Linked DNA regions of Homo sapiens: regions 2 and 3 are each linked to region 1. A link is a contact called in ENCODE Hi-C or POLR2A ChIA-PET data. All regions are on one chromosome and are shown on one strand. The core of a region is the stretch at or near the end of the contact, and the rest is flanking DNA. Distances in the headings are between cores, read along the strand shown.

What was found. Hi-C counts contacts between places; a loop is a spot of excess contacts on that map. ChIA-PET counts read pairs that join two places held with the same protein, here RNA polymerase II (POLR2A). Pooled maps may share reads with other maps.
Region 2: a pooled map shows a loop between it and region 1 (5-fold over the local background). The contact joins the enhancer-like site here to the promoter of BPTF in region 1. A Hi-C loop is called at or near these places in 5 of 50 pooled maps. POLR2A ChIA-PET finds 5 or more read pairs at or near these places in 2 of 52 experiments (BJ and K562).
Region 3: a pooled map shows a loop between it and region 1 (3-fold over the local background). The contact joins the enhancer-like site here to the promoter of BPTF in region 1. A Hi-C loop is called at or near these places in 3 of 37 single-sample maps with no recorded cell type and 3 of 50 pooled maps. POLR2A ChIA-PET finds 5 or more read pairs at or near these places in 6 of 52 experiments (A673, B cell, BJ and 3 more).

What each region holds. Positions count from the first base shown.
Region 1 is chr17:67,824,195-67,826,894 of GRCh38, forward strand. BPTF (bromodomain PHD finger transcription factor) reads left to right here and starts at 1,309. Exons shown (of 28, transcript NM_182641.4): 1 at 1,309-2,143. The coding sequence starts at 1,531. RefSeq lists enhancers at 557-1,254, 1,255-1,950, 1,913-2,182 and silencers at 1,163-1,232, 1,433-1,482, 1,663-1,862.
Region 2 is chr17:68,345,138-68,347,882 of GRCh38, forward strand. It overlaps ARSG (arylsulfatase G), which reads left to right. Exons shown (of 12, transcript NM_001267727.2): 4 at 1,988-2,035. Among named protein-coding and RNA genes, the nearest start is that of ARSG, 55 kb to the left of the region's middle. RefSeq lists enhancers at 1-205, 1,477-1,586, 1,607-1,746. Within about 2 kb of position 1,459, at least 13 of the 41 ENCODE cell types and tissues checked have a DNase peak (open chromatin) inside an H3K27ac peak, as active enhancers do.
Region 3 is chr17:68,496,837-68,499,537 of GRCh38, forward strand. It overlaps a transcript of PRKAR1A not described here. Among named protein-coding and RNA genes, the nearest start is that of PRKAR1A, 14 kb to the right of the region's middle. RefSeq lists a silencer at 1,711-1,894. Within about 2 kb of position 1,320, at least 17 of the 41 ENCODE cell types and tissues checked have a DNase peak (open chromatin) inside an H3K27ac peak, as active enhancers do; they include B cell, GM12878 and OCI-LY7, where a contact is called at or near this core.

The DNA of each region.
Region 1 (2,700 bases), core at 59-2,558:
CACGGCTCACTGCAACATCCACCTCCCAGGCTCAAGCAATCCTCCCACCTCAGCCTCTCGCTAGCTGGGACCACAGGTGCACACCACCATGCCCGGCTAATTTTTCAAATTTTTTCTAAAGACGAGGTCCTGCTATGTTGCCCAGGCTGGTCTTGAACTCTTGACCTCAAGCTATCATCCGGCCTTGGCCTCTCAAAGGACTGGGATTGCAGGTGTGAGCTACCACGCCCGGCCAACTATTTTTCTTTAAATTACTTTTCGGTTGTCACTTCTCTCAATAAATATTCATATGTTTATAACACCTTTCTCTTATCTAAAGAGCTGACCTCAACCACTCAGGGTTGAGTCGCTGTGATAAGGTTTGAGGGTGCCTGAAATGTCATCATGATTCGTCCTTTGGGCTAAGCTGAAACCTAGTGACTTGTCAGGTCAATAAATTAAGGTTATTTCCCGATAATACAAACATTTAACACCGTGAAGTAGGTTTTAGGCAGGATTCCCTCTTTTCCACTGCAAAGGAGAGGTAAGTTCTTGCTGAGGTGATCGAAGTCCTAGCTGGGGCACTGGGAAGGTGGCGGGACATTGGAACGTGCAGTAGTTGCGTTCTGGAGTTTACTGAGGCTTTCCCAGTGCGGATTCCACGCTACAGGTCTTAGGGCGCCCCTCCCTCCGGGCGTGGCAGCCCGGGGCGTGGCTCCTGGCACAGATCCGGAGCAGTTGTCATTGGAGTCATTTTCTGGACTCCAGCTCCATGCTTCAGAGTTTCCTAAGTTCAGGGGGCTTGTCTCTCTGTCCCCTCGACTAATTTCCCTCTGTCGCTGGCGCTGCCCGGTGCCCTCGGTCGCTTGGGCCGCCCCTCTCCGCGACTTTTTTTTTTCTTTCTCTCGCTGGCTCTTTCAGCATCAGTTTCCATAGGGGGAGGGAAGGGAATGATATTTGGGGGCTCCCTTGCCTTCCTCTCCGAGCCGCGAAAGGGGAGACGCGGGGAGGAGGTCCGGCCGGCTTTGGGCTCCAGCCAGCGGTCCGCGGAGACTTTGGTCTCCGAAGGCCTTTGACGCCGGGCATTTCGCGAGCTGCGCGCCCCTCTCAGCCGCGCCACCTGCGCCCGGAGTTTTGCCGCGCCACCCGCGCCCGGAGTCCAGCCGCACCGCGCTGTGCCGAGCCCAGGCGCCCAGGGCTCCCCGCCCCCGACTCGACGCTCCCGCGCTCCCCCTAGCGGCCGCCGCGCCGCTTCGCTCCGTCCCAGGCTCGTCGGCGGCGCAGCTCACGTGACCGCGCTCTGGGCCTGCGGCCGCTGTCGGTTCCCCCAGTCACCGAGCGAGAGGGAAGAAACAAGATGGCGGCTGAAGGCGATCCGGAGTGGGGCCCCAGCAATTCGGATTGAGCCTTCTCCCTCCACCCGCTTCCGTCGGCCGGGCCCCTCCCGCCCGGCCCCGCGGGCCTCCCCACCCGGCCCCGGCGCTCCCCACCGCCCCCCCTGCGCCCGCCCCTCCCCCTTCGCTTTCCTTCTCCCCCCGCCTCGGCTCCGACATGAGGGGCCGGCGGGGCAGGCCGCCCAAGCAGCCCGCGGCTCCCGCTGCGGAGCGCTGCGCCCCGGCCCCGCCGCCACCGCCGCCGCCGCCCACGTCCGGACCCATCGGGGGGCTCCGCTCGCGGCACCGCGGCAGCAGCCGGGGCAGGTGGGCCGCCGCCCAGGCTGAGGTGGCGCCCAAGACGCGGCTGAGCTCGCCCAGGGGGGGCAGCAGTAGCCGGAGGAAGCCGCCGCCGCCGCCGCCGGCCCCCCCCAGCACCAGCGCCCCGGGCCGGGGGGGGCGAGGAGGCGGGGGCGGCAGGACGGGGGGCGGGGGCGGCGGCGGCCACCTGGCCCGGACCACCGCGGCCCGGAGGGCCGTCAACAAAGTGGTGTACGATGACCACGAGAGCGAGGAGGAGGAGGAAGAGGAGGACATGGTCTCCGAGGAGGAGGAGGAGGAGGACGGCGACGCCGAGGAGACCCAGGATTCTGAGGACGACGAGGAGGATGAGATGGAAGAGGACGACGATGACTCCGATTATCCGGAGGAGATGGAAGACGACGACGACGACGCCAGTTACTGCACGGAAAGCAGCTTCAGGAGCCATAGTACCTACAGCAGCACTCCAGGTACCCACCCAGCCCAGTTGCTGCAGACTCCTTCCCCACCTCCTCTGCCCTCCCCCCTTGCTCACTCGTGTGCTGTGCATCCTGCTCCGATCTCCCCCCAACCCCGCCTCCCCCCCAAACAGAGGGGAAATGCGACGGCACATCAAGTGGCAAAAAACTAGATTTACAAGAGGAAAGAGGCGCATTGTTCAAAATGGAGATTGCATTGTTGCAGTTTGCAGGCCACACTCGCTCGCTCTCTCTCCCCCCCCCAACCCCCTTTTTTTCCTCTTCAAAATTTGTGCCAGTGCAGTGTCTCCACCGGGCAGGATTGAAACTTTGGCAAACACATATCCATTGCATTCATTTTTCTCCCCTTGTTTTGGTGTGGTTTTCTGGAATGAAAGAAGCCTCTTGTTTTGCAAACCTCTTTGCATTTCTAATGTGGTTTCTTTCGGATTTTTATTATATATCTGTTACTTAAAAGGGAATTAAGGATTTGGACAGATTGTGGTACACAAACACGCACAAAAAAATGCGTTTTCACACCCCTAGCTGTGGTTTTAAAATTGTGTTAA
Region 2 (2,745 bases), core at 209-2,708, 520 kb after region 1:
GCTGACTCTCCTTACTAGGCCAGTTACATGCGTCCATGTAAACCTCACAGCCAGCTGAACGAAGTGGCTCACGCCTGTAATCCCAGCACTATGGAAGGCCGAGGTGGGAGGATCCCTCGAGCCCAGGAGATCGAGACCAGCCTGGGCACCATAGTGAGACTCTGTATCTACAAATAAGTAAATAAATAATAAAACTCATAGCCAGGAAGAGTTAGGTCCCAGGGCTGTCCCAGACTCAGCCCCTATGCTGCAGAAGTGGGGCTGGCTTCTTCTGGAGCTGAATTTGACCTCACTGGCCCCTCCGTCTTCATGCCTTTAAACTCCCAGTAAGCAACTGTTTGCAGCTTGACTGTTTAGCTGCATTCCTCACCCCCTCACCACTCACGACACCTTTTGCACATCCTGGGCAGGATATTTAAGCATATCCAGCTGTTGCAATTATGAACTAAAGTACACTTTTAGGAAAAATTAAAGACCCACCAAAGGAATATCAGATCCTTTTACAACACTCACACTTTGCTTCTAATCTTGGTCCATGTTTATGTGTTGCCTAGCTGTGCGAATACCACTGGGCTCCACTTTTCCCCCTTTCACATTATTCTATGTTTCCATGTCATATAATTTTACATAGTATAATTTTTATGATTAAACAATACTTTTCATAATTTTAATATAATGTCATGTTCTCATGTAATGTTTAATCCAAATATTTCACATAATGCTTAATACATTTCTCTCAATCTTTTTTATTTATTTGGGACAAAGTCTTACTCTGTCACCCAGGCTGGAGTACAGTGGCTCAATCTCTGCCCACTGCAACCCCCACCTCCCGGGTTCAAGTGATTCTCCTGCCTCAGCCTCCCGAGTAGTTGGGATTACAGGCGTGCACCACCACACCCAGCTAATTTTTGTATTTTTAGTAGAGATAAGGTTTTGCCACGTTGCCCAGGCTAGTCTCAAACTCCTGGCCTCATGTGATCCGCCTGCCTCGGCCTCCCAAAGTGCTGGGATTACAGACATGAGCCACTCAATTGAGAGAAATTGAGAGCCCATTTCTCTCAATTTTTTATTAATCTTTTTTTTCAATCCCATAGAGCAGTTGCAGGGAGGGAATAATGGACTCCTAGAGGCCCTTCATCCAGTTTCACCGATTCTTAATTTTTGCTACATGCAGTTGTCTTGAAAAAATAGATCGATAGTTCCTTATTGAGGCCACATCAAATAATGTACTTAGACATACTCCTGTGGTTGCCCGTTAATCTCTCGTTTGAGCGGTTTAATGCTGCCAGCGTCTCAATCTTTGTACCACATTCTTTTCTTTGCCCCCTCACCATGGGGGTGGCGTCCCTGGGGTCTACTCCTCAGAGCGGAAGAGCAGATCAGAGAGTTCTGACACTGTCAGAGCTCTTGCCACACATTGCCCGATTATTCCCCCAGACTGAGCGCATTTGCAGACCGAGGAGCAGCAGGGTGTCTGAGTTTCCTCATTTGCTGCCCCGTAGGTGTCTCGGTGCTTGAACTGCGGGCTGCTGATGTTGGCCAGAGAGGAAGATGATGAAACCAGGCAGGAAGCGGGCATTTCTGAGACGATGTGGGGCGGTGCACCTGCACCCTGGGCCTCCTGGTGCCTTTGCAGGGCCCCAGCGCGGGAGGGCAAAGTGAAGGAGCCCATGTGGGGTTGCTGTGTCTGTGGAGCCCTCTTTGAGGGGCAGAGGCTCAGGCTTCTCCGGGCTCCTGGTGATGGGCTGTCTTCCCCTTTCACTGTGGTTTCCCGTGTGAGTCTGGGGTCATCCTTTATGTGTCCCTGTGGACACCGTCTCGGCCCCAGAGAGCAAAGCCTGGCTTGTACACCACATTGCAGCTTCTTTTGGCTTGTCCACAGTGCGAGGCGAAGCTAATGGAGAGCTGAGTGTGTGATCAGCTCCTCAGGGGGCTGTGGTACCCCTATGGGGATTCCTCTGAAAATCTCTCTTATGTTTTTCTACAGGCAAATGGCATCTTGGACACCACGGCTCTTATCACCCCAACTTCCGTGGTAAGAATTCTTTTGGGGATTTGTTACCTGGGAAACAGAAAATAAAGGTCTCTGTGTAAGACTCCATGAACAGCTAAGCCATCCTGTCTCTGGGGGCAACCCTAAGTTAGGACATCTTTGTTCACGAGGTCATTTGAGTGCATTTGGGGTGCCAGGGCTCTCCGGGACCTTACATCCCACTTGCTGGCATCTTCCTTGACTGTCCTTCCTTGGTGCCTGTTTGCCCTTCCAACTGCCCCATCACAGGCCCATCAGCTTTTTTGCCATCTCTCGGTTCTTTACACCTCAGGGAACATTCTGCCCCATGAGGTCCAGACATGGCTAATCTGGGAAGAAGTAAAAATTGACTGATGGGTTCACCGAAGCAGGAAACCTGGCCATAGACCCAAACAGGAGATGCTGCCTCTTGGCCTCTTCCTGCAGCCTTTGCTTCCTCACCCTCTGGCCTTGGGGAAGTAGGCCAAGATCAAGCTACCAAAGCTGGTTCTCTGAAAATCACTTTGCTGAAGGGCGGATTCTCCAAACGTCCAATTCACTGAATTACTGATGGTTTTTCAAAGTTGCAGTTCGTGCCACTGACCTTTTCCATTTCCTATAGGAAGCCGTGGACTTTCTCTTAAAGGCATTTACCATGATCTCAGCTTTGGTGGCTTCTCCTGTCCCTGGCCCCTTCCTCTTCTGCCATTTTATAAGCAAATGTGATTCTCTGA
Region 3 (2,701 bases), core at 70-2,569, 670 kb after region 1:
TTTTTTTGAGACAGGGTCTCACTTTGTCACCCAGGCTAGAGTGCAGTGGTGCAAACACAGCTTACTGCACTTGACCTCCTGGGCCCAAGTGATCCTCCTGCCTCAGCCCCACAAATAGCTGGGACTATAGGCACACACCACCATGTCTGGCCCATTTTTGTATTTTTTGTGGAGACAGGGTTTTGCCATGCTGCTCAGGCTGGTCTCGAACTCCTGAGCTCAAGTGATCTGCCTGCCCAGGCCTCCCAAATTTCTGGGATTACAGGCGTGAGCCACTGTGCCTGGCTGTATATTTTTCAGTGGCTAAACAAGCTCGAATGGAGAATGATATTTTGTGACATAAAAATTAGATGAAATTTACTTTAAAGTGTCCATAAGTCAACTTTTATTGGAACACAGCCATGCCCATTCATTTATTTGTTGTCTATGCTGCTTTCACACTATAGTGGTGAAGGTGAGTGGTTGCAACAAAGACCTTATGGCCACAAAGTCTAAAATAATTACCTATTTGACCGTTGACAGAAAAAAAATTGCTAGTCCCCGTTCTAGAGGGAACTTTAGAACTTTCTGTGATTGTGGGAATATGCTGTATCTGGGCTGTCCAATATGGTAGTCACTAGCTACAGCTGGCACTTGAAATGAGGCTAGTACCCCTAAGGAAAAGACTTTTAAGCTTTATTTGATTATAATTAATTTAGATTTGAAGAGCTCCCTGTGGCTAGTGGCTACTGTACTGACAGCCCTAGGAGATGAGATGATAATTATGAAGATGCTGATAAAAATGTGATAATTTACCATGTGCCAAGTGCCGTGCTAAGAGAACAAGGATGATGCTCTTATGATTCTCATTTTACAGATGAAAAAAAACTGAAGCTTAGATGGATCAAGTATGTTGCCCAAGGTTACACAGCCAGAGAGGGGCAAGCTAGAACCCAGGGAGGTTGACTCCTGAGCTGTTGCTCTAACCATTAGGCTATGCTGCCTCACGAAAGACAAGACACATAGACATTGAATTGTAACATGTGAGAGAATATAATGAGTGCTATGAAAGAAGCAACAACAAGGCAGAGAAATAATTAAGGGGAAAAACTTCTGACCAGGGAGGGAAAAGACACCTTCTTCATGGGTGCCAAACTACTTAAGATGGGCTCTAAAATTTGGGCAGGATTTTGATTGACACTTACATGCTTGTAAGCTAGATGGATGCAACCACCTAAACACAGGTGTGATGGGGGAAGTAAAGGGGGGGTTAAGGGATTGGAAAGCAGTCCACTTTGAAAATTCATGCCACACCTTTGCTAGCAAAGGGCCACAAGTTTTCTTGGCAGCTGGTGCACTTCCTCTTTTCTCTCCGTAACGACCATGTAAATGACCTTGCCTTCGTTTTCACTTTGACTGGAAGTTTAGCTTCAAACTTGAGCTTAACTTGAGCAAGAGCAAGGAACCACACAGCTTGAATATTTGAGTTTCTTCTCCTTTCCTCCCCAAAAGCTCAATTTCTGCTCTGATGAGTGTTTTCTCTGGTCTTAATATTTGTTTTTATCCATATTTTAACATCATTTCATTACGTATTTATTTCTTGCAATGCCCCTGGGTCGTTTTGTGAATACGTGTGGGTATAAATGACAGAATAGGTTCTGGTTGTGGGAGGATGTGAACCCAGGGAGATAAATTGGAAAAGATAAGTTGGTGTCAGGCACTGGGTACAGTCAGGGTCAAGGAAGCTGGTGGGTGCTCCTGCCTTTGAGAAATAGCCTGAGCCAGTTAGGTGCCATCCCCATGCCCTTATCTCCTGCAGCCTTGGCTGCAATCCTGGCAGCTCCCCACTCAGTTCTTGGAAACCTGGCAATTGGCCCTAGTTCCATCCCACGCCACTGCCCGCTTGCTTCCTGTGCTGGCTCTGATGTCTGTTGACATCTTCTTCGAGTGTTAACTCCCAAACATCCTCAGTTTCAGTCTTGTTATTGGCATCAGGGGACACACTGGCATCCTACAATCTCTCTAAAGTACAGGCCAATCAGATCCCTCTCCTCTTTAAAGGTCTTCTGTAGCTCTCAGGTGGAAGTCCAAGTTCAGTAGCTTTGCTTAGGGTCCTCGTTCACACCCCAGCTCTGCCTCTTCCTCACTACATGACTTGGGCAAGTTGTGTAACTTCTGTATGCCGGAGTTTCCTTATCTGTAAAATAGGAACAACAATAGTACGTACCTCAAAAGGTGCTGTGAGGGTAGGGTGTGGGAATCTATGTGAAACCTCACAACGGTTCCAGGCACAGAAGATCTCTCCATGTGTTATTGTCACTGTCATGAGCTCTTCAGACTCACCTCTTGCCAATGCCCTTCACACAGTTTCTGGCTTCACATCCAGTGGAATTACTTGTAGTTTCCTAAATGTCCTCCAGCCTGAATTTGCTCATCTTTGGGTGTTCTGCACATTTCCTCTGCTGGAAAGTGTTCCTTCTCCCTCTTAACCTATTCTTCCTCATTCTTCTTATATCAGAGAGCAGGGATGTCATGGAAGTAGAAGGGAGGAAAAGAGAGAGAGAGAGAGAGAGAGAGAGAGAGAGAGAGAGGAGGGATATAAGTAAGCAAGACAAACTCAGCAACAAGGGATGAGAAAATATTCAGAAATTGGGTGCTGATTTGCATTCCAGAATCCAAATCTAGGAGCAGGCAGGGCTGGGACAGCAAGCCAGGCTTCCGA